Linked DNA regions of Homo sapiens: region 2 is linked to region 1. A link is an interaction called in ENCODE POLR2A ChIA-PET data of the cell type or tissue named here. Cell type or tissue: GM12878. All regions are shown on one strand. Links, peaks and the distances in the headings refer to the core of each region. The heading gives the core; the rest is flanking DNA.

The links. ChIA-PET counts read pairs that join two places held together with the same protein. Peaks named below come from ENCODE experiments on the same cell type or tissue, not always from the same donor. Only the 100,000 strongest peaks of a DNase experiment are listed, where the experiment ranks them.
Region 2: POLR2A ChIA-PET joins it to region 1 with 6 read pairs; 2 of 35 experiments call an interaction of 5 or more read pairs at or near these places.

The regions. Positions count from the first base shown.
Region 1 is chr10:51,130,930-51,146,910 of GRCh38, forward strand. All of the region lies in intron 1 of PRKG1 (protein kinase cGMP-dependent 1), which reads left to right. Among named protein-coding and RNA genes, the nearest start is that of PRKG1, 64 kb to the left of the region's middle. In GM12878, for the core only: no CTCF peak of the experiment used is centred there; a DNase peak (open chromatin) is centred at 7,004.
Region 2 is chr10:51,198,016-51,213,996 of GRCh38, forward strand. All of the region lies in intron 2 of PRKG1 (protein kinase cGMP-dependent 1), which reads left to right. Among named protein-coding and RNA genes, the nearest start is that of MIR605, 94 kb to the right of the region's middle. In GM12878, for the core only: no CTCF peak of the experiment used is centred there; no DNase peak of the experiment used is centred there.

The sequences.
Region 1 (15,981 bases), core at 4,099-9,098:
AAGAAAAAGAAAAGCTAAATAGTGATTAAACTGGACAAACTGACATTCTACTCAAGGAAATAAAGCTGTGCAGGATGAAAATGAGTTTTATTAAAGTCCAAATATTTATTATATGCCATATTAAACAGTAAATAGTCAAAGCATTTATTTCTTTTTAGTAACAATTAATGTTCCTGGTAGATTTTCCCATCCTCTGAAATATTTGTATGGCACGTTTTGGTTTGATTTCCTTCATTCATAATTTTAGTTTCCTTCATACTTCTTGATCTTCAAGTATCAAATAATGTTTTGAAGTACAATTAGAAGTATGCAGAATTATTTCATATCTGAGTTAATCTTTCCAACAAATAAATGAAACATCTTATTTTTGTAGAGTTTATTCTACAAAAATATTCTGAGGAAGGCCTCAAAAATCTAATTATCTCATTGTAAAACTCCACATTAACAGTACTACAGATAACTGTTTTAGTTAAAATAGACATATAAATCATTGTTCTTGTAACTTTTGTTTAACCTATTAAAACGGAAGATGATGGGCTGGGAGCGGTGGCTCATGCCTGTAATCCCTGCACTTTGGGAAGCAGAGGTGGGCGGATCACCTGAGGCCAGGAGTTCGAGACCAGCCTGATCAACATGGTGAAACTCCATCTCTATATACATACATACATACGTGCATACATACATACATACATACAGTGGAAGATGAATGTGGAAGGATAAGGTACAGTTTGTTTACTTGTGCACAAGCATTGCAACATCAAGTTGTTTGTCTCCTAGTGGCAGTTAATAGTATATGGTTCTTCATTCCTTTTTCATTCAAACAGCTTTCATTGAGTGCCTACAAATGTGTGATAAGAAGAGCTCAGCTTAGTGTTTAGAGACTTTCTCACGTTATGCAGGCTTCTTACAAGGTTTGGTGGACCTTGAAATCCATTTGCATTTTTTGGAGGGGTGGGGATGGACAGCTCTGGCAGAATTTTTATGCCATAAAAATGGCTGAAGTAAATGTTATCTGTAATTTTTCTCAAGAAATGATTGCTTGATCAAACATACAATAAATAGATTTTTTTACAAAGCTTAAAAGAATCTATTCCCAGCCCACCCCTCTGTCTTAGCTCGGGAAATAAACAAAAATTAAAATTACCTGTAAACCTCAGGTGTGGGTTTGAAGTATTAAAAAAAATGGAAAAATTGAGCTGAAACTTTCTTGCATAGAGAGATATCAGAGGTACGTCTTTCTAATCAAGGACAGACTCTCCATCACTTATCCTGATTTACACTTTTAGTTCTTCTGGGTTTGGGTTTGATTGGGCTGGACAGCTAGTTAGCTGTTGCCTGCCTGAGGCTACTTGCCCTAATGCAGAGAAATTCCTGGTTCTCAGAGTCACAGGCAGAAAAACTTGAAATTATTTATTACTACACCTCATCTCTTTCAATTAAAAATATTAAGACAAATTATAATAAGATATGTCTATTCAATAAGATTAGTAAAAGACACTGAAAAACTTAACAGTCAACATCTTACATGTTACAAATGTCATCATAAGGCTATTTCTTGTGTCTTCCCTACATAAAAGGTTAAACTTTATTATTAAAATGTAGGTTTTTTTGAAGACACTTTATTGGGGTAGCTAGAGTAACTCTGTGAGAGACAGAACTCTGTTTGTCTGATTTAATAAAAAGACAGAGCCTATGCAATCTACAAGTGTTTCTCCAGGAATGATTTATGGACATCAGCACGTACATACCGTATGTATTTTATATATTATATATATTATGTTATATATATATTATATATGTAATATAATATATATATATAAAATTTAAGGTTCTTGTTAAAAAGGCAGATGGTAAAATAGCTAAGTAAATTTCAAATGTCTCTTCACAAAAACTGATAAATAAGTGAAGTAATGGATATGTTAATTAGCTTCATTTAATTATGCCACATCATATACATATGTCAAAACATCAGAGTGTACCCCATAAATGTATATAATTATGATTTGTTAATCAAAAAATGCATATGGTCGAGTACTGGCTGAGATCTACTAAATCCAAATCTCTGGGTTGGAGGCTTGGTGTCTGCATTTTAACTTGTCCAAATGAGCCTTACAATGAAATCTGAGACATAGTTAGGTGGATGGTGAGAAGTACCCTCAGTGATGGCTGTCATATATGGATAATCCTTTCCTAAGATAAATCAGAGTGATGGGGGCCAAAGTGCAAATGTCTTCACTTATCTGAAAGGGAATCTGCATGTGGATGGCAAAACCAACATCCTATACTATACTCCCAATCCCATAAGCACTCCAGCCACACATGCCAATTGTAGCAGCTAGTCTTCACCAGGAATCTTCTTATACCACAACTGTGCCCCTCTTGCAAAGCAGGGTACCTTTTCTCTCCTTTGCCTGATCCACTGCTCTTACAATTTGATGATAACCACCATCAGTTTTGCACTGATCACTCCTAGGCACCTAAACCATTGTTCTATGTATTGTAGTGCAATCCCAGAGATAGGTGTTGTTTTCATGCTCATTTTACAGATAAGAAGACTGAGGCTCAGATAAGCTATGGAATCATGGACAAACATTGAGGAAATAGCAGGAAAAAAGATTCAAACTCAGGTCTTTCTGCAGCCACTCTGCTGGGCTGCTGTCATGCAAACATTTACTGCCTGACTTTCTGGACAAGAGTGTGGAGAGCTTTGATTTCTAAAACTGCAGCACAGCTAATAATGAAAAAAGAGATGGCCTAGTTCTTTATTTCCTTATCCCCTACAAGCTTTTATACATGATTTTAATATCAAAGGGAAGATATTAAATCTCACTCGTGAATTATGATGAACACTAATTCACAGACTAAAAAAATTCTGCATAAATGTGTAGATGTGTATTGTATGCATTTTGTGAAAAAATATATTAAAAAGATAAATGGGAGAGGTGCCAGTACATTGTTAAAGCCTAAAATCAACAACATTGTATCTCTTCTCTTCCTAATTAATTTATTCCTGGATCTTGACATAATAAAACTATGTCTTTTATCTCCCTGCTCCCTCATTTAGAATCTTATTTAAAGTTAACTTATAAGAAAGCAAAACTTAAGAACTCAACATCTTTAAAAGTCTTACAGATCTCAAAACTGAATTCAAAATTTTAATGTTAATTGATTCTAATATCCGCCATTATCAGAAATCTGAATGCATTCTTGTTGCTTCCAAATTTAGAGGTCTAACAACTATTTGTACTTTTAAAAACTTCAATAAATAGGAGTCAAGGATTTAATGTGCCAGATGAGAAATTTTGCAAATCATTATAATTACTGGAATTCCTAAAATCTGTTTGCAGATGTGGGGAGTTTCGTCATTACTTCAGGCAACCTGTATTCTCACTGTGGTTGTAGCATCAATTAACTCTGCTTTCATTAGCTTTCTCATTTTTAAAATCAGGGATTGATTTTAAAATCAGATGATCTCTAACTGATGATCTCTTATAGCTCAAATACCTTTTACTTCTTTGAAAAATGTAGTACTTATTGTGATACCATGCAGTAGTCCTGAAAATGCTTCAAAAGGATTCCAAGTACTTTATGTTACTGTAAACTGCACCATGAATGTGGAAAGTTGAGCACAAATGGCCAAATAATAGTGGAGAAAATAATAGTGAATGTCAACCTTTTGTAGCTCCTTTTCTATCGTAGATTTAATGGAATGTGAGTCTGCAGACTTCACAGAGAACTATTTTTGAACAGAAATATGTATTTGAACCCCTTCCCCTTTCTTAGATATTTGAATGACATTATAGTTGTATCTAAACTACACCGTGGTCTAATTTAACACCTGGAATGGCATACCACTTTCCCTATAGTGTACAATATTTGGTATACCACCACCCTGAAATATTGGCTCATAAACTACTGAAAAAATATTGTTAATCGTAGAAAAGTAGAATATCACCCAATAAACCAGTGTATATACAGCCCAGAGACTCCTTTGGAAAATAATAAAATGGATAAATAATTGGGATTTTAGCAGCAATTTGAATAACTTATTTACTCACTTACTCAACAAATATTTTCTCATCAGACATTCATTCCCTGTCCATGTTGAGTTTGTGGAGCACTTGTGTGAGGGAATATATTGAACAAATAAGTTTAAGTATGATGACTTTTACAAAAGTAGAAGTAGAGGGTGCTGTGAGAACCTAAAAGGAGTTAATTCATCTAATTTGAATGGATGGCTGAATCAGTGGAGGATGTCTGGGAAAACTTTCCCAATTAAGGGATTTTTAGCAGAGATCTGAAAAAATAAGCAGATAATATGCCAAGCAAGATCTGGGAAAACCTTTTTAGGCAGAGAGAATAACTTATTTGACGTTTTTAAAGCAGGAGAGAGTATTCTTTTTGATAAATTAAAAGAGAACTAGTAGAGTTATAGTGCAAATCCAAGAAGGAAAATGGGGCACGGAGTAGACTAGAATTCTGATGGGTATGAAAGTCAATGTAAGAATGATGGACTTATTCAGGGGCACTCAGAAGTTTTAAGAAGGGGTGGGGCAAAAAACCCAGAATATAATCAGAGTTAGTTTTTCTAAATAGTATTTATTTTGAAATAGTTGAATACTCACAAGAATTTGCAAAGAGTAGTTTAGAGAAGGTTTGTGTACCTTTCACCCAGTTTTCCTCAATGATAAGACGGTGCATCAGCATAGTATGGTGTCAAAATCAGGAAATTGATGTTGATTAACCATGGTTAATAACAATGTGATTAACCGTGCTGTAGATGTTATTTGAATTTTTCAGTTTTTACATGCAAAATTTGTTTTGTTTTGGTTTTGGTATTCAAAAGTTCGCTAGAATGTTTTTAAAGGAGTGAAAAGGATTAAATATGGATATTGGGGGAGCAGTTTGTAAAATAAAAAGCAAAGTTGAGTTGATAGATGAAGGTATCCTAACCTAGAAGTGGCATGGACTCAAGAAATATTTAGGAGGTAGCCATGGACACAGGAAGGGGAACATCACACTCTGGGGACTGTTGTGGGGGAAGGGGGGAGGGGGGAGGGATAGCATTAGGAGATATACCTAATGCTAAATGACGAGTTAATGGGTGCAGCACACCAGCATGACACATGTATACATATGTAACTAACCTGCACATTGTGCACATGTACCCTAAAACTTAAAGTATAATAATAATAAAATAAAAAAAATGATCAGTGAGTCTTGGTGAGTGGATATGGGGTGTGAGAGAGGGGATAAGTTCGAAGGTGACCTATGGATTTCTATTTTGAGCAATTGGGTAGGTGGTGATGTTCCCAGTTGAGGTTAAAAGTCCTGGAGGAGAAGCAGATTTGCTGGGAAAGGAAGATGCATTCAGTTGGGACTTCGGTGAGCTTCAGGTACCTATGTAGGCAAGAATGCTTTCTGCCTGGAGCTCTGGAAAAAGCTAGGGTGTGAGATATAGATTTAGTCATCCTCAGCTTATAGATAGTAATTTCAGCGAAATTATCTCAGGAGAATATGTTAAATGAAAAGATTTTAAAAAGTTTAGAATAGAGCCCTGGGATCTAAAAATATTAAGTGGTTTGGGAAGAAGAATGAGCTGGTAAAGAGACTGAGAGGAAATAATGAAGAACATAGAGTTTTTAGTGTGTGTGTGGGAGGGGGGCGGGGGGAGAGAGAGAGAAGAGGAAGGGAGATGAAAATACAGGAGATATATGGAAAAATAGCAAAATTATGTCATATAAGCAAAGTCCTAGTAAGCTCTATCTCTTTTCTTTGATTTCTTCTGAAGTTATAATTGGAAGGTTTCTTGTAGTTCTCTATGTGTGCCATTCTTTTGAAGTTTAGTATTTATAATGTCGCCAACTCAATTTCATGATAAAGTGTGATGTCTTCTGCAACATTATTTACATCTTTCAAAATGTTATTTTGGATTGAGAATACTTGAATATGCCACATTTTAGTAATTATTAATTAATTGTTTCTTTTTTTTTGAGACGGATTTCTCTGTTGCCCACGCTGGAGTGCAGTGGCGCCATCTTGCCTCCTGGGTTCATGCCATTCTCCTGCCTCAGCCTACCCAGTAGCTGGGACTACAGGCGCCCGCCACCATGCCTGGCTAATTTTTTTGTGTTTTTGGTAGAGACGGGGTTTCACCGTGTTAACCAGAATGGTCTTGATCTCCTGACCTCCTGATCCGCCTGCCTCGGCCTCCCAAAGTGCTGGGATTACAGGCGTGAGTACCGCACCCGGCCTAATTAATTATTTCTTAAAGTGAATAGGAACTTAAAAACTATGGCCGTGGGGGCAGGGTGGGGGGCAGGGAGGAGTGGTAAATTGTGCAGAAACGTTTAGGTTTAACAAGATCCAAAATCCTGTAATTAAGGTATATTTTAATTACATATATTTAAGCTATAAATATATGACAGTAAATATACCAACAACTGGATCATACCCCAAGCTAACTGAAATCAAAGTTTCAGGATAAGTCCTGGGCATCTGTATTTTTAAAAATCTCCAATTGACTCTGATGCCTAGTGTGGATTGAGAATGATTGGAACACTTAGTACTATGAGAATCTTAGGGGTGGTGAGAAGGTTCTATACAGCAACTTGAATGCTATGACTCTGTAGAAACCTCACTGATACCAGTATAATGAAAGTCATGTCAAATAAATTTTCTTGAAAGAAAAGAGGTAGCCAGTAAAGAAATAAAGGACAAGAAATTTTGAGTTGACCTACTGAATTTGGAAGTAATCATCACAAATCCCATTGAAAGTTGGAGTGAATGAGGCAGGGGGTTGATTTACGGTAGATTTATGCTATGACGAGCTGAGTGACAAGTTCAGAATGACAAGCTGAAATGTCTCAGAATCATTTCATATTAGATGGGAAGAAAAGGTCACACCAGTTTGAGTAAGTGATAACTGAAGCCTGAAATAAAGCTTTGGTTAAAGGAATGATGCAAGAGAAGGTTGATGATTAAATGTTGTGGGAAGAAACACATGAATTTTGCTAGACATGTGACTGGGGATAATAATAAGCTGAAAGTTACTTTGGGGACTTTCACTAGGAGGGGAGGTTATGTATTGGTGGTTCCAAAAGTAGCTTATTAATTAGAAGTATTTACTTTTTACTTGTAGATTTACTCCTCATTATGTTTTCAAAAGAATGTAAGGTATCTAAGAAGGTCATTTTTAGTGGTTAAAATTATCTATGAACATAAGGAATAAATAATAAACATGAGGATAACTGAGTCAAAAGTGAAATGAGGTAGTCATTTTATTAACTATAAACAGGAGCTTTGCTTTACTGGTATTTAGAATTTCAAAACACTGTATTCAGCACAGAAACCTTAATGATCCTCATGGTGCAGTCATTCTTCTGAATGGTGTCATTTATAATGCAATTCTAAACTTAGGAAATAAATGGAGGGGAGGGTAATGAGGCTTATATGATGCCAAATGAGTCAACATATGATTAATATTGAGTCTCTTTCACGTTCACTATTGCCTGCCTTTCTGCAAAGTGGTTTTTTGTCTGCACTAACTTGGTATGAGAATCAAATCTATTCAATAAATTTCTTGCATGGATTATCCTGTTAGGTTGCTAACAAGTATATTTCCTCAATATTAGTGAATTCTTCTTACTACAAATATGGCAGTCTAATTTTGATTTAGTTCAGGTTGATTGCTATTTTGCTTTGATAAATGAGGAGGAATCCAGTCTTTTTGGACATTGAGTTTTGTTTTTTTTTTTTTTTTTTTTTTTTTTGAGACAGAGTCTTACTCTGTCACCAGGCTGGAGTACAGTGGCATGATCTCGGCTCACTGCAACCTCTGCCTCCCAGGTTCAAACGATTCCCCTGCCTCAGCCTCCCGAGTAGCTGGGATTACAGGCATGCGCCACCATGCCCGGCTAATTTTTTACATTTTTAGTAGAGACGGGGTTTCACCATGTTGGCCAGGATGGTCTTGATCTCCTGACCCCGTTGATCAGTGCTCCTCAGCCTCCAAAGTGCTGGGATTACAGGCATGAGCCACTCCGCCCGGCCACATTTTTTGAACAGGTGATGAGACCTACTCTCCGTGTAAACTTACCACAGTAAGCGTTGTAGACTTTAGTATTTATCTACTTAGTGTGGTATGTGTGTGTTTGTGTATAGTTTTTTAAATGAAGAGCATAGCAGTAAGTCTTTCTAGCTTTCTTTCTGGGTAAGTCTGCTTTCTAGCAAGTTTCAGTTGCTGTGATACCCTTATGCTTAAAGTAATCTGAGAAATAAGACCATGATAAACGCATTTTTAAATGATTTTTAAAAACTAGCACAGTGGAGAGCAGTGTTTATTATTGCTAGACTGAAGCACAATATTCATTTCTAACAAATCATTGGATGACCTCACAGATAGAATAGCCAATGATTTAAAAGTAATCATAGTAGAAAATATGGTTCTGGCAGGAATCCAAAGGATGAGCCATTCCTTCTCCTTGAAATGCTTCCCTCTCACCACCACCCTGATGTCCACTGCCCTGGTTGTCTTTTTGTGTCTCTGCTATTTCTCAGTCTCCTTTGTGGGACCTCTCTCTTGACCCCACCTCTAGGTTTATTTGGTCTTTAAGAACCAGTTACTTGTCTAAGTCTAAACAACCAATGTCTATTCAGTTGCTCAAGCTGGAAACCTGGGGTTGTTTCCTTTTCCCCATCCTTACATTCATTCTACCAGTAAGTCCTATAGCGCCCACTTGCAAAATATACTTTCAAGTTAGTCTCACTTCTATTCCTCTCTGCTGTCACCATCCTAATCTAGGCCATCCTTATGTTTTACTTGAAAATAGTGCAATAGCATCCTTTCTGAGTTTTCCTTCTCCTCTCCTTCCACCTGGAATTGCTCCAGTTTATTCACTGAAATTCTAGAGATGTTTTTTACAATATAGATTATACCATGTCACTCATTATCTTTGCTTTACCCCTTTAACAGCTTTTCATTTCACTAAGAATTCAATTCTTTCTCACCATCTGCAAGACCATGTCTAAAACAGACTCTGCTTATGTCTCGAAATTGACCTGTAGCTATTCTTTCTCTTGATCTAAAGGATCTGGCTCACCAGCTTCCTTCTCCAAACTAGAGCCAGAAAATATTCTGTTCCTTCTGCTTTGAGCACCTTTCCTTTAGATTTCCTATGGGGTGGCTCACTGATCCTTGAGTCTCAGCCTAAATGCTGCATTGTCAAACAGGTCTTCATTTTACATGCTAAGTAGATCTTCCCCTTTATTCTGTATTCAGCACCCTTTCTGTGACCTTTAAAACACTTTCTCTGTCTTAACGATATATTTGTTTGTTTACCTCTGTATTAACAAGAGGTACTACTAAAATTTTAGCTGAGAACACAGATACTGTTTATTTCACTTACCCCCTTACCCCTAATCCCTAGCACAATGTCATATATGAGGTACTCAAAAAATGCTTGTTGAATGAATAAATGAATCAACAGTGTAAGGATCAGGCTGAGCAGACTACTGTGTAAAGGCAAACTGACACACCTGGACCAGCGTGGTTGTTAAGAGGGGGTCTGGGGTGGAAGTTAAATGTTGCATAACCATTATTTTAACTAACATGACTGATTTGTTTCTAAGTTTCCATTGGGAGGATTAGGTGAGATAACATGTGCAAAAATGCCTAAAATGAAAATATCGTATACTCAAAAGGCTGTCTTCTGTGTAGCTCTCCTCCTTGTACTAGACTGTGTGGCCAAGAAAAGTGAGTGTCCTCATAGACTACCTCCCCTTTTCATATCCCTCTCTCCATTCTCTTTGTTTATTCTGGGAAATGACCAAGAACCCTAGAGACTGTGGCAGGGCTGTGTGCAGAGTGTGTGTCCAGCAATTCTTGCACCTCTAATAGCATATTCCTACCTGTGGGTAGGTCATAACCCAACCACTGCATGAAAGAGTCCCCTGAAGTCCTGAGAACTGCTGCGCCAGAAACATTCTGGAATTGCTGCCTTCTGTCTGCCCTCTGAATTCTTTTGTTCCATCCAGCTGCCTCAGGTTGAAGAGCCTATATCTTGGGCTTAGTTTTCATTTGTATGCTTGAACTCCCTTTGGATTAATTCTTTAAACTGTTTCTCTCTAGACCACAGTTTTGCTCAGTGTCCCACAACCTCGGGGACCAACACTCATCCCTCTATACCCTGTCCCTGATTTCTGGAATCTCAGCCTGAAAAAGACCTCAGCATCCACCTTTAACTAGCTGGAGGCCTTCACACAGAGTTACATCATGTGCCTGCCTAGTTAACTGCAGTTCAAGCATACACTGTGCTCTGAATCCCATGTCTTTTGCATTTACTTTTTGTACTCAACCTCCTTGGCTTCACGGCCTGCCTAAACTTCTTTATTGCTTCTCTGTTTCTTTTTGTCCTCCTGTCAGTGATTGTTGTGACCTTATTTTCACAAAGGATACATTTTTAGGGGTGTTTTTCCAGATTGTGGATAACACTTACTTCCATAAATACTATACTTATGTCAGTAGCAACTCTAGGTCACTCTTTAAATCACTTTGTGGATAATTATAGTTGTGTTTTAAAACCGTCAATCACTATTGCCTGCATTTACCTGCAGTGGCTGATTTTGAAGCTAGAATTGTTGTGTTGGAAATATAATAAATATTAACTATTTACTACTGAAAGGGACAAAGTTTTAAAGGACATATGGTACATGATAAATAGTGGATTCAAGTTATAAAATCACATTGATTTATCTTCTTTTTTCTCAACCTTCCTTTCTTCCTACCCCCTCTGTCTCATGCCGTGAAAATCTTAAGGTAGCTAACTCAGATTATAGTGTATGAACCCTTATACTAACATGCTTTAAGGTTACAAATTGTACATATTACATTTCTACTGTAAAGTACTTATATGGAAAGCATTAATGTTTGGTATCTTATATTCAGACTTCTCTGAAATATTATAATTTCTCTGAAATATTATAGGTCATTAGTTACATTAATTACGAAATCTGCCATTTTGCAGTTTTTTGGAATTTTATATTTTATCTTTTAATGGGAGCTTCCTTTTTATTTGAAATTCAAATACAGATCTCCATCCAAATTGATAACAAATTTTGTGTACTTCATTTCTCCTCCATATGTACATATTGAAGTCATCTGAGGCAAGGTATGTAGGAATAAAAGGAGAGAAAAGGAGAAAGAAAGATGTGTGCTCAAGTCAGATAAGAGAAAACAAATGTGAACATGCTGGAATCAAAATAAGTTGAATCCATTGCTGAATTCAAGACGTGTTTCTGTATTGAGATTATCCTTCTGTAAAACCCATAAAGCATGCTCAAACTTCTGTAATGTAGAGAATGAACTAGATCAGAAAGGGGATCTATGAATGAACTATGACAGAATTTTGAACTATAGAATTATTGTGAAATGGCCACAATTCCCTGCTGATAACTATTGCAGTGGATTTGTTGACTCTTTATTCAGGTGAGTTTAAACGTTAAAATGGCCAAAGATATGAGAAAGAGACAGAAAAAGAGAGAAGAAACAGTGAGAAAAAGAGAGATAGGAAGATCCAGACAGAGAGAGACACAGACATAGAGAGAGAGAGAGAGACAGAGATTATGAATGAATGAATATGAATGTGTTTCAAATAAAAGAAGGTTTAAAAAGTGTTTTATTGCAGGCTGATAGTCAGTGGACCTGAGTCCTACTTTAATCTCTCATATGAACTTGGCAGGCATCTAACCTCTTTATACTTTTGTTTCCTTACCTGTCAAATAAGGACAAATAAGGTTCTACCTACTGCATAGGTCTGTGGCAATAATACAATGAAACGTTAGATATGGAAATGTTTTGAAAACATGAAATGCTCTATGTAGATAAAAGTCATATTATCCAAGCATAACATTCTTCTAAAATTTTTTAATTGACAGATAACATCATATGCTTTTATCATGTACAATATGATGTTTTGAAATATATATGCATTTACAATGGTTAAATCTACCTAATTAACAAGTGCATTACTTTACATAGTTATCATTTTTATGGTGAGAATACAACATCCATTGTCCTTACATGTTTCAAGAATACAATATGACATTAACTACAGTTGCCTTGCTGTACAGTAGGTCTCTTGAAATTTATTCTCCCTATTAAACTGTAATTATGTAAACTGTGACCAACATCTCCTAACACCTTTTCCCCCCTAACTATCCCAGCCTTTGGTAACAACCCTCCTCCTCCCTAGTTCTATGAGATCAACTTTTTAAGATTCCACATATGAGTGAGATCGTGTGGTATTCATCTTTTTGTGCTTGGCTTGTTTCACTTAATATAATATCCTCTAGGTTCAACCATGTTGTTGTAAATGGCAGAAATTAATTATTTTTTATGGTTGAGTAATATTCCATTGTGTCTGTATAACACATTTTCTTTATTCATTCATGCATTGATGGACACTTAGGTTGATTCCATAGCTTGGCTATTGCAAATAGTGCTGCAATAAACATGAGGTGCAGATATGTTTTCAAAATACTAATTTAGTTTACTTTGGGTATATACCCAGTAGTGGGATAACATGGTAGTTCTATTTTTAATTTTTTGAGGAATCTTCATACTATTTTCCGTAATGGCTATAGTAATTTATATTCTCACCAACAGTGTGTAAGGATTCCCTTTTCTCCATACCATGTCAACACTTGTTATCTTTTGTCTTTTTGATAATAGCCATTCTAACAGGTGTAAGGTTAGATCTCATGGTTTTGATTTGCATTTTCCTGAAGATGCGTGACACTGAGCATTTTTTATGTACTCATTGGCCATGTTTATTTTATTTTGTTGAGAAGTGTTTATTAAATTCTTTTGCCCATTTCTAAATTGGGTTATTTGGGTTTTTTTTGCTACTGAGTTATTTGAGTTTCTTATTTATTTTGGGTATTAAACCCTGGTCATGTGTATAGGAGGCAAATATTTCTTCCATTCTATAGGTTGTGTCTTCATTCTTTTGATTGTTTCCTTAACTGTAAAGAGGCTTTTTTTGATGTAATCATATTTGTCTATTTTTGTTTTTGCTGCCTGCGATTTTGAGGTTTTATCCAAAAAATCCTTGCCTGGATCAGTGTCATGAAATATTTCCCCTATGTTTTCCTCTAGTAGCTTCATAGTTTTTGGTCTTGCATTTAAGTCTTTAATCCATTTTGAGTTGATTTTTGTTTATGATGAGAGATAAGGGTCTAATTTCATTCTTCTGCAAAAGTGTAACATTCCTACCTTTGAAAAATTAGAGATAAATGAGTGGAACATTTGCTTTTGGATTTTTATAAGTGGAATAATTTATTCAAATTGTCAGTGAAATTAAATATTGTGGGCTTAGAAGTCAAACAGATTTATCTTTAAATCCTGACTCTACCTGTCACTTACTATTGTGCAACATTGGACAATTTATGTAATTCTCTGAGTTCTACTATGGCAAACTTAGAGAGTCAAAAATGAATCTTAAATGAGGGAAGGCTCTTTGTACATTGTGGAACACAGAATAACTACTTAATAATTATGAATAGTGGTAATAATAAATATTAATAGTAGTAATACTACTACTATAATAATGACTAATGTTATTGTCAGTATTGGGTTAATTTTTCACTTTGGTTAAGAAGCTTGGTAACCACAGAGCTTTTATGACTAGGAGCATGATTGTTTGTTTTAAACTTTTAGTTATTTTCAAAATTAATATAAACACCATCTCACTTAAGGCAGACTGTAAATGTCTAATGTATTAAAGCCTTACGCAAAACAATGGTTGGAGGTAAAACTGAACTGAGTATGTCAGAGTAGAAAATCTGCCTTGTGAGACATGTAGGACATTGTAATGAAGCGAAATTTGGCTCCAATTTTCTGGAATTAAGTGAATTGAGTAAAGTAGCCAAGTCACCATTATCAGTCAAGAGAAAGTGTACACTTTGGGATAAGGGGGTGATAGAGAATCATGCTGTATTTCTGCCATTGAATACAAACTGTATTTTTACTAGCTGTATTTTTAGTTTAAAATTTAAAATATAAGGTAATCTGTCTCAGAGATTAAGTCAACAAGCATCTTAACAGAATTATTCTAAAATGATTTCTTTAATGATCAATTTGAAAATCAAGTCATTGCAGTAATTGAAATTACAACATGTAACACATAGTGGTGGTGTGAGTTGCTGGGTTTCAAAGGACTAACAGTAACATCATGGCACTCAATGTATGCCCTGATGATAGGGTTGCCCAGGGTGGTGAGGAACTTGTTTATAGTGTATTCATGCTGACCTTGTTGGAAACAAATGAGTTCTGAGAAATTTCAATTATTTAGTGCCTTGAAAGGTAAGAAAAAAATACTTTAAAACATTGAATTGCAATTAGACATATAAATATCTGACATTTTTTTTCTCAGTTATTACCCTGTTTTGCTGTTTGGGCATCTAAACTTCAGAAATAGAGTTAGTTCTTAATAGATCAGGCCACATAGTTCTTAAATTATGTAATGAAATGCGTACGGTCTTATTTATTCTCAGGCAAGGCACTTTACGTTAGTTCTGTGAAACTTCACGGTTTTAATTCCATGATATGAGAGAGGAAGCTTACAGGAGAAGAGCTTGATCTGGATTCTTTTGGAAACTGCTCTATTTTTAGTTAGGCTCACGCGTAAAATGCATCTCTAGAGAGCTGAATGACTTGAATAGTTGAATGGGAGACTTTTAATATTGACGTTTTGGAAGTGGATGAACACCTAAAAGAACAACAATTTTCTTTTTCCTCAATTAATATAAGCCTGCCCCATCTGTTAACATCTAACTAGTGATTTCAAGAGCTACTTAGCATTGCTCCTAGTCAATGACAATGAGGTGAGAGTATTAGTTAAAATGGAGAATACTAGCTGTATTTTTAGTTTTAGAGAAAACTCCATACTGTTTTCCCTGGCTATACTAATTTACATTCTCACCTACAGTGTAAACTTTGGGAGGCTGAGGCGGGTGGATCACAAGGTCAGGAGATCGAGACCATCCTGGCTAACATGGTGAAACCCCGTTTCTACTAAAAATACGAAAAAACAAACAAACAAACAAAAAAAACAGCCAGGCATGGTGGCAGGTGCCTGCAGCCCCAGCTACTTTGGAGGCTGAGGCAGGAGAATGGCATGAACCCGGGAGGCGGAGCTTGCAGTGAGTCCAGATCACACCACTGCACTCCAGCCTGGGTGACAGAACAAGACTCTGTCTCAAAAAAAAAAAAGAAAAAAATGTAGTCCCTTTTCTCTGCATCCTCTCTAGCATTTTGTTATTTTTTGTCTTTTTGATAATAGTCATTTTAACTGGTTTAAGATGATGGCTCATTATAGTTTTGATTTGCATTTCCCTAATGATTAATGATGTTGAGCATTTTTTCATATACTTGGCCATTTGTATGTCTTCTTTTGAGATATGTTTATTCAGATCACATGCCCATGTTTTAATCAAATTATTATTATTATTATTATTATTTTAAGTTCCTTGTATTTTCTGAACATTTGTCCTTCGCTTGAAGCTTGCAAATATTTACTCCCATTCTTCAGGTTGCTTCTTCACTCTGCTGATCATTTCCTTTGCTATGAAGAAGCTTTTTATTTATTTTTTGACATAGTCCCATTTGTGTATTTTTGTTGTCTATGCTTTTGAGGTCTTATTCTTAAGACCTTTGCCTAGACTCGATGTCCTGAAGCAATTCCCCTCCTTTTTCTTCTAGTAGTTTTATAGTTTGGGGTCTTACATTTAGGTCTTTAATCCATTTTGAGTTGATGTTTTGTATATGGTAAGATTTAGAGATCTAGTTTCTAGAAATCCTGCTGGGTATTTATTCAAAGGAAAGAAAATCAGTATATCAAAGAGATATCTGTACTCCCATATTTATTGCAGCACTAGTCACAATAGCCAAGATACGGAATCAATCTAAATGTCCATCAACAG
Region 2 (15,981 bases), core at 7,030-12,029, 70 kb after region 1:
TTTTGGTACCCTTACCTTCATTTCAAATTTTGATTATTTTGCTTTTATTATTTTGTTTATGAAACATATGATTCCCTGGTCATCAAAAATAAAAAAATGTTTGCAAGTCAGTAGTCACAGTTTTGGGCAGGATAGTTGGGGTACTGGTGATGGTGGTATTAGATCTTATTTATATGGATGTGAGCTTCTTGGCTTTCTTAGACTCAACTGGAGTTTGTCATATCTTCTCCCCTTCCTTTTTTCCGCATGATAATAGAACTCCAGCAGCAGAGGTAGCATCTAGAGTGTATGGCTAGGAGGAGCTGCACATATCTGTCATATTATAGCACTAGTGGTCTAAGGGAAGATATTTGGACTGCATTGTGTAAAGCCTATAAAACTTCTGGCAGTCTTCCATTCGAATAAATATCCAATGAAATTCACAGTCGGATGTAAAAACCTGTGAGAGATTTCCCCATAAATTAGTGTAACTTAATTTAAAATTTTCTGAGCACCAGTAGAAGAATTCTAGATCTTAAAAACAGTGTTGTATTTCTAGAGCAGTGCTTTTATGTACAATTGATAAAGTATCTATGAAAATTGCATTAAAGCATTCATGGAGGAAGACTCTATAACATACACTCAGCTCAAAATTTCAGCAGCTGATTATCCTGTTTACAGGTTATTGGACCTTTCATTTTTCTTATGCCGTCAGTCTTTGGGCCATTTCCCACATTAGCTATTTGACAAGACTATCCGGGTAGAAAGTTAGTTAGACCTGAGTTTGTCAATTAGGTTAACAGTTACAGTTTCATTTAAAGGTTTGATAGAAATGGATGTTGAAACCCCTAAGTAAGATTTAGTTATCCGTAGATTTAATCAATCCATGATCTTCCTCTTGCAAATTACCACAAAAATATCAAGAATCATTTTTTTAAGCACTTTTGGAAATGCAACTGAAATCTTATGCCTTGGAGAAGGAGGTAAGGTATAGCTTCATCTTTGATAAGAAGTGATACTGAAAAATCAGAAGTGCAAAAAGGGTGACGAACATCTGATTGTTAAAGCATTGTTTTCTTCTCATTCCTTTTTCTGGGGTAAAATTGCAAACAAATGAATTGTACATGAAACTATTTGCCATAGAACCAATTAGCCAAATGTCTACACATGTTATCAGTCTGAAAAAGTTGGGAGGGGAGGTATCAGTCTAGTTTTGCTGAATTAATAAATTCAATAATTAGAATCTTCACTATGTATAACTTAGCAAGTAGTGGTACCTGTGCATCTGTATGCATGACTCTCAGTCAAATATAACCATGTGTTCTTCTGAATGCTAGTATCCCTTTAACTGCTCTTATGATATAACACCCATTAAGAATACACTTAATAAACATGTACTATGTTCTAGATATTGTCCTAGGTTCCAGGTTTATATGTGAATTCAGATCCAGACTCTAGAAAATTCAGAGTCTGGAAAAGGAGACATGTATGAGTGTGGCCGATTTCTTCTCTCTGCCTCTGCAGATCTATTTTCTACCATTATCGGCTGTGTTACCAGCACAATGGCCTGTATGGACTACCAAAGGGCTTCCTGGCCATCAGAAAGTGGGATTCAGGCTATTACAGGGCCAACCCAGCAATAGATAAGAGGAAGTTGAAAGTGAGGTCGGGGTATTTCATCTCCCTGTGACTTTTCTGGGCCTGGCTTTGTTTCTTCACTGAATTTCACTGCTCATCTCAAGGCAGCCTCCTTTGCCAGCTCTCTTCTTTCAGGTATTGGTAATAATTCTCTCCCTTTGACGCTTTGGGCTAGGGCTGGTGACAGCTCTGCTGTTACACATCCTGGGTTACAGTGCTAAATCCTGTGTCTCCCTTATATTCTACCCCAAATTCTGATGATAGTCCTTTCCTAAATGAACACTCCTCAAGTGACCCTAATGCAAGAGAGCTGTTTCTTCTTGGATTCTCTACGTGTTATTTAACAATATAAGTCGGGTAAAAGAAAGCCTACAAAACACTAGGGACATACAAAAGAAAGAAGGATCGCCTCTTCTGAATAGTAAGTATCAGGACACACAGCTCAAAGTGGTGGCATGTGGGCTAACACTTGAAGGATCAGAAAATTTATGAGGTGAAAAATACGGGAAAAAGCATACAGAGTGGGAGGAAACACACTTGCCAGAATCACAGAGGTTGTAAATTCAATAGCTAGTTCTGGGAATAGTTAAGGATGTGTGGTTGAAGCCTAATATGTGTGAAAGGAAAGGATGGGAGACATAAAGATGACAGCAGCAAAACTAGTGTGTATCTTTTCTACCAAGATCTCTGTGCCTAGCACAAACATGATGTTCAATAACAGTTTGCTAAGAAAATAGGTAAATCAATAAATACAAAAGTAGACAGGAGGCAGATTATGAAGGGTTTGAATGCTAAGGAATTTGTACTTCACAGCTAAAATGATAGAGACATAGAAAATGATTTTGAATAGGGGCTTGATGCATTGTAATATTCTTCCTTTCAGTTATCAGTACATTTATTGTCTCCCTTACCAGATTGTAACCATGTTGAAGGCAGGAAACAAGTCTTATTGATCTATATACCCCCATTATCTCTGAATGAAAGGATTCATACATTGTTGGCACCCAAAATCTGCTTGCTGAATTATTGCAAGTATAAATTACATGCTTGGAGTTTTCATAGCATGTGCATTTTATTTTAACCATTTTTATTAGAGCTTTTAAAATGAAACCATACTGATTTTATCTCAAACATTGATTTAAACATGATACAACTGAAAGCAGAAACACAATGCCACTGATGGGTTTAATATGCTGCCTACTGAAATATCATTTGTTCTTTTATTAATCATCGATCCACAGAAGGCCTCAACTTGGAAGATGATTGACTACAGCTCAGAGATTCTCTTGAGGGTTTTAGGGAAAGATTTGGCTCTTTCTGTAAATATTTATTGCCATAATCAGTAGTTTGATGGGGCCACTAATGAACATTCTGTCCTTAAGAATGAAAAGGATCACTTTTCATCAGAAATATCCCTCACTATTTTCACTAATCTTTATCTTAAATCTCTAAGAGTGACAAACTGTTCAATTTTTCCATGGGTATGAATTAATTTAAAACTAAGTGTATTGGCTCAGACTTGCTAATAAGTATAAAAAATATTTTAGGACAGGCATGGTGGCTCATGCCTGTAATCCCAGCACTTTGGGAGGCCGAGGTGGGTGGATCACCTGAGATCAGGAGTTCTAGACCAGCCTGGCCAAACTCCATCTCAACTACAAATACATAAGTTAGCCGGGCGTGGTGGCAGTTGCCTGTAATCCCAGCTACTCAGGGGGCCGAGGCAGGAGAATCACTTGAACCTGGGTGGCGGAGGTTGCAGTGAGCCGAGATTGTGCCGTCACACTCCAGCCTAGGGGACAAGAGTGAGACTTTGACTCAAAAAAATAAAATAAAAATTAAAGCAGGAAAATGTAATATATCAAAGCCATGTATTTTTATTTGTGTTTGTTCATTTATTAACCTGTCATTAGTAAATGCTATGGAATAAATGCCTGTGTCTCTCCAAAATTTACATGCTGAAATCTAATCTCCAATATGATAGTGCATAGAGGTGGGGTCTTTGAGAGCTAATTGGGTCATGGGAGTGGAGCCCTTGTGAATGGATTTAGTGACCTTATAAGAAGAGGCAGGGGAGCCAGCTTGCTCTATTTCTGCCATGTGAGGATACAACAGAAGCTGTGGGTCTGCAACCTGCAAGAGTCCTCACCAGAACCCAACCTTGCTGGCACCCTGATATCAGACTTCCAGCCTCCACAACTGTGAGAAATAAATGTCTGTTGTGTATAAGCTATCCAGTCTACAGTACTTTGTTATAATACCCCAAACTGACAGACAGCAAGTGAACAAGTTTCTATTTGTAAGAATATACTAATGTACTTCAAAGTTATTTCCTTATGTAGGCAGGTCTTTTTTAACAGCTACTGACTGAACATCTACTGTTTTCTGTGAGCTATTAGAGGTGTTATGAGGGATTCTGTAGCAGATGCTATTGGTGCCCTCCCTGGACCTTCTCTACTAGGTGGGTACACCTGCCTCCCAGCTGTTGTGGGTGTTGATTGTTAAAGGTTCACACCTACACTCTTCCTCAAAGCGTTATCTATGGCCAGTGGGAGGTGCCCAGCCCAGAGATGCATGGGAAGTTATACTCCTCTACACAGATGATCCATGGGCAATGACTGACTGATGTAATGTGTAACAGCCCAGCTTTCTCACACTTGAGAGAAAATGTCTAGGTGCAGTCTATGCTGTAGAGCTCTAATGGGATCAGGCTGAATATAGACTCCTCTTGGGCCTCAATCTTTGCCTGCCATCCTCCACCATTCTATCCTGCTATCCTCCACCGTTCTATCCTGCTTTTCTCACTCCCCAGAAGATTTCTCCTGAGAACACTGCTTCAGTAAATCTCCTGCAAGAATTCCTATCTCAGGCTTTGCCTCAAGAAAACCCCATTTTAGACAGATATACACACACACAAAAAAAGACATAGACTCTTCTAAAGGAATGCGTAGTCTAACAGTGGAATATGTTTGTAAATAATTTCAACTAGAATATAGAGTGAGTTAAAAGAAATACAAGGGTAGTTTATGGGGTTTAAACAAAGAAATTCTTCACATAGATTATGGATAAGATGAGAAATCCTTGAAGTAAGATGATTTGAGATTCGTTTGAGAATTGCAAGTAGGCCACTTTGTCTGGGAAAGAAGTGGAAGGTTATGATGGAGCCATAATGTGGCATGCCTTGAAAGCTAGGATAAGGTGTTTATTTTTAATTTGAAAGCAATGGAAAGCCATTGAGTATTTTTTGAGCATCACATTGATTCTGTTGGAACTGGGCTTCTGAAGATATATCTGGCTGACTATATAGAATAAATATTAGTGGCAGAAAATGAGAGTTGGAGAGACCAGTAAGAAAGCTAATAGACAAACGAGAAACAATGATGTCAACGGGGTGAGATATAAATGTGAGGGACATTTTAGGAGTAGAACTCATAAGACTTGGCAAGTTATTGAATACAGAGGGAGAGAGAGAGAGAGAGAACAGTGTCTCAAGGATCTTGGGCCTACTTAAATGGTCACTTATTAATGCCTTCCCCAAAGTGGAATTGTTGCACTGAAGGATATACGTATTAAACATTCTGTTATAAAATGCACACACTGAGTTTTGTCCCTTTTCAAACATTGGTGACAATTTAATGGCAGGAATGATATTGTTATTTTCATTCATTCTGAAAATTATGAATAAAAGGAAACACATTAATGTGTTTTGTTGACTATACCCATCATGGCATTCCTTCTGTTATATTTTCGTCTCTCCTTGAGTAAATTCTTGCTCTACATGGTTTGATGCTGTGTTATGAGGACCATGATGACTTATGACAGTTTGAGACCCATTCAGACTATTTTCTGACTAAAAACCAAGAGGAAATGGAATTCCCAAATGGAATTTTCTAGGCAATTGAGGGCACAGCTGGATGTGCTGCAATGCTAAACAAAAGCCTCCCCTGTAATACCCTCAAACAGCACTGTGGAAAGGCTTTGGGTGAAAAGACCTGCGCTTGAATCCTGGCTCCACCAACAGAGAGTTGCACACATTTGGACAAATATCTTAAGCTCTCTAGGCCTCAGTTTTCAAATCTGTAAGGCAATATTTTCTTCAAAGAGTTGTTCTGAGGGACAATTGAAATGATGTGAGTAATTTTCTTTAAACTTACAAAATGAATGTTAGTAGACTTTACTCTTGCTGATATTTCCTCCTCAGGGACAAAACCTTTCTTTTTCTTATATTTCTTTTCTTCAGCATCTTTCCTGTTACACAGTAACTCTTCATTAAAGTCTCTCATATGGATGGATGAATGAATTTTTGCCTAGGGTGATATAAGTGACAGTCTGTATACTTCATTCTCCTTTGGCCTTTCTGAAATAAGAAATAGGAAAGAAAAGATTTATTGGAAAGTTTTTTGATATGAAGAACTATTTTCTTCTTCTCCATCTGTTTTGACTTTAGTACCTAGAAACTTATGTATTTCATTTAGGATGAGTGAAATTCATTTCCCCCTCTTTATAAAGGATTGTATTATTTCTGATGGGCCTCTGGATTCTATTATTGTTATTTAAACAACAGTATCCTGTTGAGGTAGTTGCAGCTGGCTTAGCACATGGAAAAACTGTTGTTGCATCTTTTATTTTTACTCTTCGGTATTTCCTGAAAATGATGGGAAGATGAAAAGTGACCTCCTCTTTGGTATTTTTTTTCCATTGGAACAGCTTATTTAGATTATTTGAGTAGACCTCCGTGTGTGTGTGTGTGTGTGTGTGTGTGTGTGTGTACACATTTCTTGTGCTCCCATTTTTTTTCCCATCCTTCAGGAAAGGATTTTGATGCTTGATTACATTTTCCAAATTCTCTAGTATACTTGTTCTATGCTTTTTGTCAGGCCATTTTTAACAGGATCTTTTCATAGTTAGAGAATCTCTCTAGCCTCATAGCTACCCTGCTGCCGGTAGACTAGACAGTTATAATTATTTCCGCAGGTCAAAAACCTGTGGATATTACGGATTGAAAAAATTGCCAGGTGAGTCCAGATTAGAAATTGCCTCTCTAGCTTCAAATGGGGGCTTTTCACCAGACCCCAGATCCCAGGGAACTTTATTATGTGGCAAAACTCCTTAATAGAGTGTCATCCATTGTCCTTGAGGCATAGTGAGATGTGAATGTGCTTGTCTTTCAGTTTGATTTTATCAGTTCATGAAAGCACTGAATAGATCATTTTGGGGCCTGAAGGGATTGGAGCTGAGTTTCTGTCACTTGTAGCTAAGAATATTAGCAAATGCACTGTATGACTCAATGTTGTAACCAAAAGAGGCTATTGCCATTTCTGAGCATGGTGTGTACTTTCCCATGCTGTTGGATTTGCTTAGATTATTGCCTTTCCTACATTATACATTCTCATATTTAACCTGAAATCCTAACTATCCTCAAAATATAGCTCAGATATTATCCCCTCTATTAAACCTTTCTTTGTTTCATAAGGAAGAATTTTCATTTTCTTTTCTTTTTTTTTTTTTTTTTTTTTTTTTTTTTTGAGACAGAGTCTTGCTCTGTTGCCCAGGCGGGAGTGCAGTGGTGCAATCTTGGCTCGCTACCACCTCTGCCTCCCAGGTTCAAGCAATTCTCCTGCCTCAGCTTCCAGAGTAGCTGAGACCACAGGCACTGCCACCATGCCCAGCTAATTTTTCCGTTTTTGTGAGATGGGGTTTCACCATCTCGGCCAGGCTGGTCTCGAACCCCTGACCTCCAGTGATCTGTCTGCCTCGGCCTCCCACAGTGCTGGGATTACATGTGTGACCCACCGTGTCCACCTTGGGAATTTTCATTTTCATCTAGGCTTCATAGCAATTTCCACCCTGCCTCCTGACATTTCGTATGACTTTTCACATTTTGTATTGGGTAATAGGGCTTTTTTTAAACTTTTATTTCTTGAGATAGAGTTTTGCTCGTTGCCCTAGCTGGAGTGCAGTGGTACAGTCTCGGCTCACTGCCACCTCTGCCTCCAGGGTTCAAGTGATTCTCCTGCCTCAGCCTCCTGAGTAGCTGGGACTAGAGGCGCTGCCACCACACTGGCAAATTTTTGTATTTTTAGTAGAGATGGGGTTTCACCATGTTGGCCAGGCTGGTCTCAAGCTCCTGGCCTCAGGTGATCCACCTGCCTCAGCCTCCCAAAGTGCTGGGATTACAGGGAATTATAGGGTTTTATTTTTGCATTTTTAAAAACCTGTTAGATTATAAATCTAGATTTTTCTGTACCCTTCTCACTTAAGTGAGAATTCTCTAGTATACTTGTAAGGGTATACTAAGTGAGAAGGATAAACAGCAAATAGGAGACTGGTAAACATGTGTGGATGGGTGGTTAAATTTTCTGCCTGTAATGAAATTACATTCATAATTTACATTCAAAGTGTTTTAAACAGAAGCAGCAGGGTAAACAGTCAATTTTAGTTTTTCAAAGTTCTGTTTTCTGACTTTTCTTGTATTCGTTCTGGTGAAGGTAGCTTACATGCTTACTTTGTAATTCTGTTTTTAAACACATCATAAACTGTGAGGGGCTACTTGCCTGTCAAGAATGGAGCCATTACCGGCTGGGCGCGGTGGTTCACGGCTGTAATCCCAGCACTTTGGGAGGCCGAGGCGGGTGGATCACGAGGTCAGGAGTTCAAGATCAGCCTGGCCAAGATGGTGAAACCCCGTCTCTACTAAAAATACAAAAAAAATTAGCCAGGCGTGGGGGTGGGCGCCTGTAATCCCAGCTACTTGGGAGGCTGAGGCATAGAATTGCTTAAACCCGGGAGGCGGAGGATGTAGTGAGCCGAGATCGCTCCACTGCACTCCAGCCTGGGTGACAGAGCAAAACTCCATCTAAAAAAAAAAAAAAAAGAATGGAGCCAAAAAAGTATTTTCAGTTTTCTTAAGCCAGAATGAAAACTTAAAACCAATCTTAGGCCAAACATACACTTCCAAAAGATCACACATTGAGCTGTACAGGATTGTGGAAACTAGAGGCCAGCATAGAGCTAGCATCTGTGCCCACTTTTTCTTGGGAAATAGAGATATTGATTCATCTTTGCCTTGATCACTCTTGTGTGACTTTTTCAACTCAGATCATTGTTGCTTAAATTGAGAGCAGCTTTTTCAGAAACTGAAACTCAACTGCAGTTATAGCTTTTTGGCAGGACTTTACTAATTGGGACAGGGAGGCGATCACTTGTTACAACATAAATAGAATCAGAAATCAAGTGATAGTAGTGATAGTATATCATTCATATGATACATTCAGCCTATATATATGTACATGCCAGGAAAGTGTGAAATTTCAGTTTTCTTATTGGAAAATGAATCGTATTTGTTAGTTTTTTTTAAATTGTAGTTTGCAGTTTTTGAGTAATATTTTTGACTGGCTATTTCTTGGTACATTTTATGAAGAACTTACTATTATATATTCTCTTTTTGGTAAGTGAAACAATTTCTGATTTCAATTGCCAGAGAGCCTGAAGTTGACAAGTCAGGCTGGGAATTAGCCAGGGCATGATAACTGGAAGAAGGGATTATGTTCTACATCATTAATATCTGCTTCCAGGCTTTATAATATTATCCAGGCTGCCAGTTTTCTTAAAAGGAAAAAAATTATCTTGATTAACTTTCAGCTGTTTCACCCTTCCTTACGTTCAAGACTTTGGTTTCTCTGAGAAGAAGATTTCAAAGGACCACTCTTATTCACTAAATCTCTTATTATGTACCTGGGTGAATAGAATGAAAAGACGAGAGTGTCTAAGTCCTTCACCAGCATCCCATCCTGCACTGGCTCTGACTGTCTCTCAAGACATGCTTCAGCAAATAACATTTGTGGTTACCTCGCTGGTGCCTGCCTTATTATTATTTTTTTTTAATTCTCTCGGGCTTGTGGAGTTGGTTTTCTTATAGCCATTCCAGAGATCTACTGGAATGCATTCAACTCCACTCAGGCACCAGGATTCAGCTCTGAAAAGTGTACAGCTTCCCATTCTCACAATATACTGCCCCCATTTCCTCTACTTGTGATGATCCAAACGTTCCTTTAGATTTACTTTCCTGGCAGATTACAAGTAAGTGGAAGCCAATGGCAACTTTATAACGTTTTTCTACTTTCTGGAACTCTTAAAGAAAATGTGTAGGGTTCTCTCTAATTCTACTACTTGGTTGTTTTCAGTACTGTCTTATATTCCTACCTCCATAAACCTCAGTCAGAAGTAATTTCTCTCTTCTAATAAATTTACTATTTCTTCCTTGCATGATAGTTACAGTGTAGACATCTTATCTGAGTCCTCTCTTCAAAGGTAAGTTTTTAAAGGGACTATTTCTTATTCATGGTGTTATTATTAACTGAATGTCTTTGATGCAGTAGGGACTCTGTCTTTGTTGAATGCAGTTTAACTTCCATTAAAACAAAACATGCTCTTCCTTTTCTTTCACTCTGCCCAAAGTGTCAATTACCTAGGTAAAAAATAGTTTAAATGTATGTTATTGTTTCTTCCACTAAAGAAGTAGAAGGTACAGTCTTTGTCCATTAAAACTCCACTGGTAGAAAAATAAGCTAACTGTGGAGTGTGTTTATATGGAGTTTTTATATGTGTAGATGATGAAAGAATAATAAGAACAAAATGTTAGCACAAAATGTGATACCGGTTATGTAATATTTGGTAATTCCAATATGGTAAAATTGTTATGGTTTAGGAAAGTTGAGGAAGGAACCAGGATACTACTAAGGAAGTTCAGGTTCTGGGGATTCATACTGCATAATATTCTAATTTTTCCCAAGTAGACCTGGACTGAGGATTAGGTAAGCACAGCCCCATTGTTACCAGTTGGTATGTAGGAATGCATGTTCTTAGCAAGACATGAAGCTTCCTTTCTGTAATATTAAGGATGAAAAGGGTTAGGGGAGTTCAGAAATGAGAGAGAAGCCACTTATTTCCTTGGATAATGGGAAGGGGACTTCAAAATGCAAAAGGCTTAGTGGAGTTTGATTTGAGAAGGTACCAAAAAGAAATTGATCATGTTCAGAGTACAGAGGATGAAAGGGAAGAAAATCAGGGAAGGTCCTGGAGCTGGGCCAGTGGGATTTTTGCCATCACAATTCTGGACATGTTCTGCTGGTGATGCCTTTGACATGTGTTAGTATTTTGACATGTTGGGAAATACTCCTAGGATTTTAGATTCTCACTACCTGCCTCGAATGGAATAGGACTATCATGTAGAAAATTAGGAAGGGATTGTGTCTTCATTTTGACATTAAATGATGGACTTTCCCTTTTGTGTTCTCATCAATTTATTTCTCTCCTGAAAGCATTTTGTGACTTATAAACACTGCAGAGTTTACTAGGTATGGGTGCAATGATGCAGGCAGATTTATAAAATGGGTCTTAAAAATCAACTAACTAGAAGCCCCTCCAGCAATGGAAAATTTTGGTTTTCTTAAGCCACCCATGATATATTCACTTTCAGGTTTCTGTGTTTATGTGGAAGAGAGAAACAGAAAGATATTGTTTTGACTAGTGTTGGCAAATGGACAAAAGCTGGTTTTTTTTTGTCTGAAACGTTTTCCTTTTCTCCTGTAAAGTGTGCAGAAATGTATTCCTTTATTGGTGTAAGAGTGTACAGATATTCATTGACCTCATACCGATCGCTTAACTGACAACCTCATCCAGTCCACACTGTAATTCCTGTCCCCAGGCATTTATGGGACTGCCCAGGCTTGAATCCAGTGAACAGATAAGTATTTGGAATAAAACATCATGACTTAAACTGAAGCATTAGTTTCCACCTGGTAAAAGTAAAATAATATAATGTGTAAGAACTGTTCACTCATTAAGGTAGTTTCAGATTGTATACACAAAGACAGTGTTGATTGTCCTATTTTCTTTCTTGTTTTAGTAGTTACTAACATGATTGACAATAAATTAAAACTATTTTTAGTACTTGAAAAAGTAACATGGGTTTAATTTTTTTATTCATATCTTATTTTTGGAATATTATTCTTGCTGCATTTTGCCATTTTACTAGGAAGAGATAATTATCACAAAGAGATGGTTGACATTAATAAGGCATGAAAGCAAAACACAAATTAGTATACAAAATTTGGGGCTAGTGCTATATTGTTCTTTCTCTGTATTTTCAAAAGGAACTGAAGTGTTTCCTGAGAACAATTCCCATTGTGCTCATATTCTCTCTGGACATATTCAGGCACAATTTTCATTAAACTTGAAGGCAATTGAAGTGGTTTTTCATACCTATTACTTTTCCTGGACTTAATTGCTTGAGAGCAGTGGAAGTGTGTTCTGACTTTTTCAAATCATACTTTCTTTCTGGCATAGTGTTTGAAAACCTCTTCCCAACCCTTTTTAATGTATCATGCAACAATTTTCTCGCAATAAAAAAATGAGTAGTTAATAGTTGGAAGTAAAGCACTCCTCAGCAAATGTAAAAGAACAGAAATTATAACAAACTGTCTCTCAGACCACAGTGCAATCAAACTAGAACTCAGGATTAAGAAACTCACTCAAAACCACTCAACTGCATGGAAACTGAACAACCTGCTCCTGAATGACTACCGGGTACATAACGAAATGAAGGCAGAAATAAAGGTGTTCTTTGAAACCAACGAGAACAAAGACACAACATACCAGAATCTCTGGGACACATTCAAAGCAGTGTGTAGAGGGAAATTTATAGCACTAAATGCCCACAAGAGAAAGCAGGAAAGATCTAAAATTGACACCCTAACATCACAATTAAAGGAACTAGAGAAGCAAGAGCAAACACATTCAAAAGCTAGCAGAAGGCAAGAAATAACTAAGATCAGAGCAGAACTGAAGGAAATAGAGACACAAAAAACCCTTCAAAAAATCAATGAATCCAGGAGCTGATTTTTTGAAAAGATCAACAAACTTGATAGACCACTAGCAAGACTAATATAGAAGAAAAGACAGAAGAATCAAATAGACGCAATAAAAAATGACAAAGGGGTATCATCACTGATCCCATAGAAATACAAACTACCATCAGAGAATACTGTAAACACCTCTACGCAAATAAACTAGAAAATCTAGAAGAAATGGATAAATTCCTCGACACATACAGTCTCCCAAGACTAAACCAGGAAGAAGTTGAATCTCTGAATAGACCAATAACAGGTCTGAAATTGAGGCAATAATTAATAGCTTACCAACCAAAAAAAGTCCAGGACCAGATGGATTCACAGCCGAATTCTACCAGAGGTACAAGGAGGAGCTGGTACCATTCCTTCTGAAACTATTCTAATCAATGGAAAAAGAGGGAATCCTCCCAAACTCATTTTATAAGGCCAGCATCATCCTGATACCAAAGCCTGGCAGAGACACAACAAAAAAAAGAGAATTTTAGACCAATATCCTTGATGAACACTGATGCAAAAATCCTCAATAAAATACTGGCAAAACGAATCCAGCAACACATCAAAAAGCTTATCCAACATGATCAAGTGGGCTTCATCCCTGGGATGCAAGGCTGGTTCAACATACGAAAATCGATAAACGTAATCCAGCATATAAACAGAACCAACGACAAAAACCACATGACTATCTCAATAGATGCAGAAAAGGCCTTTGACAAAATTCAACAACGCTTCATGCTAAATACTCTCAATAAATTAGGTATTGATGGGACATATCTCAAAATAGTAAGAGCTATCTATGACAAACCTACAGCCAATATCATACTGAATGGACAAAAACTGGAAGCATTCCGTTTGAAAACTGGCACAAGACAGGGATGCCCTCTCTCACCACTCCTATTCAACATAGTGTTGGAAGTTCTGGACAGGGCAGTCAGGCAGGAGAAGGGAATAAAGGGCATTCAATTAGGAAAAGAGGAAGTCAAATTGTCCCTGTTTGCAGATGACATGATTGTATATCTAGAAAACCCCATCGTCTCAGCCTAAAATCTCCTTAAGCTGATAAGCAACTTTAGCAAAGTCTCAGGATACAAAATCAATGTACAAAAATCACAAGCATTCTTATACACCAATAACAGACAAACAGAGAGCCAAATCATGAGTGAGCTCCCATTCACAATTGCTTCAAAGAGAATAAAATACCTAGGAATCCAACTTACGAGGGATGTGAAGGACCTCTTCAAGGAGAATTACAAACCACTGTTCAATGAAATAAAAGAGGATACAAACAAATGGAAGAACATTTCATGCTCATGGATAGGAAGAATCAATATCGTGAAAATGGCCATACTGCCCAAGGTAATTTATAGATTCAATGCCATCCCCATCAAGCTAACAATGACTTTCTTCACAGAATTTAAAAAACTACTTTAAAGTTCATATGGAACCAAAAAAGAGCCTGCATTGCCAAGTCAATCCTAAGCCAAAAGAACAAAGCTGGAGGCATCACACTACCTGACTTCAAACTATACTACAAGGCTACAGTAACCAAAACAGCATGATACTGGTACCAAAACAGAGATATAGACCAATGGAACAGAACAGAGCCCTCAGAAATAATGCCGCATATCTACAACTATCTGATCTTTGACAAACCTGAGAAAAACAAGCAATGGGGAAAGGATTCCCTATTTAATAAATGGTGCTGGGAAAACTGGCTAGCCATATGTAGAAAGCTGAAACTGGATCCCTTCCTTACACCTTATACAAAAATTAATTCAAGATGGATTAAAGACTTACATGTTAGACCTAAAACCATAAAAACCCTAGAAGAAAACTTAGGCAATACCATTCAGGACATAAGCATGGGCAAGGACTTCATATCTAAAACACCAAAAGCAATGGCAACAAAAGCCAAAATTGACAAATGGGATCTAATTAAACTAAAGAGCTTCTGCACAGCAAAAGAAACCACCATCAGAGTGAACAGGCAACCTAGAGAATGGGAGAAAATTTTTGCAACCTACTCATCTGACAAAGGGCTAATATCCAGAATCTACAATGAACCCCAACAAATTTACAAGACAAAAACAAACAACCCCATCAAAAAGTGGGCAAAGGATATGAACAGACACTTGTCAAAAGAAGACATTTATGCAGCCAAAAAACACATGAAAAAATACTCATCATCACTGGCCATCAGAGAAGTGCAAATCAAAACCACAGTGAGATACCATCTCACACCAGTTAGAATGGCGATCATTAACAAGTCAGGAAACAACAGGTGCTGGAGAGGATGTGAAGAAATAGGAACACTTTTACTGTTGGTGGGACTGTAAACTAGTTCAACCATTGTGGAAGTCAGTGTGGCGATTCCTCAGGGATCTAGAACTAGAAATACCATTTGACCCAGCCATGCCATTACTGGGTATATACCCAAAGGATTATAAATCATGCTGCTATAAAGACACATGCACACGTATGTTTATTGCGGCACTATTCACAATAGCAAAGACTTGGAACCAAGCCAAATGTCCAACAGTGATAGACTGGATTAAGAAAATGTGGCACATATACACCATGGAATACTATGCAGCCATAAAAAAGGATTAGTTCATGTCCTTTGTAGGGACATGGATGAAGCTGGAAACCATCATTCTCTAGCAAGCTATCGCAAGGACAAAAAACCAAACACCGCATGTTTTCACTCATAAGTGGGAATTGAACAATGAGAACACATGGACACAGGAAGGGGAACATCACACACCGGGGACTGTTGTGGGGTTGGGGGAGGGGGGAGGTATAGCATTAGGAGATATACCTAATGCTAAATGACCAGTTAATGGGTGCAGCACACCGACATGGCACATGTATACATATGTAACAAACCTGCACGTTGTGCACATGTACCCTAAAACTTAAAGTATAATAATAAAAAAAATGAGTAGTTATATATGTCTTTCTAGCAGTGAGATTTTGCAAAAGACAACTGAAGTATCTCACATGGAGTGACCACTCATTTGGAATTGCTCATTGCCTGGGCAGATGTTAGAAGAATTTGCATTATATTCAATAGCCATGCCTGGTGAAGTCATTGTTGTAATTTGGCTGAAACTAATGCAATATTACTTTAAAATATTATTTTCCTAAAGATAATATAACTTATTTTAAAAAAGACTTAAACTGAATCTTTGGTTCTTCTGAATATTGCATTTTATGAAGTGTGTGGGTGTGTGTGTTTATGTGTGTGTGCAGGGGTGAGAGAGCAAGAGAGAAGTAATTTTTTAAGAAACTGAAAGAATATGTTACAGAATGGGAAGTTGTTTTATTCATGTGTTATTTGATGAGATATTTCTAGCATCTTGAAGATTTATCCATAAGATTTAGAGGCAAAAGAATGGCCTTTTGTTTATAGTTCTCGTTTGGAATCAGATTCATCATTCTTACTTAAACAAAAAGA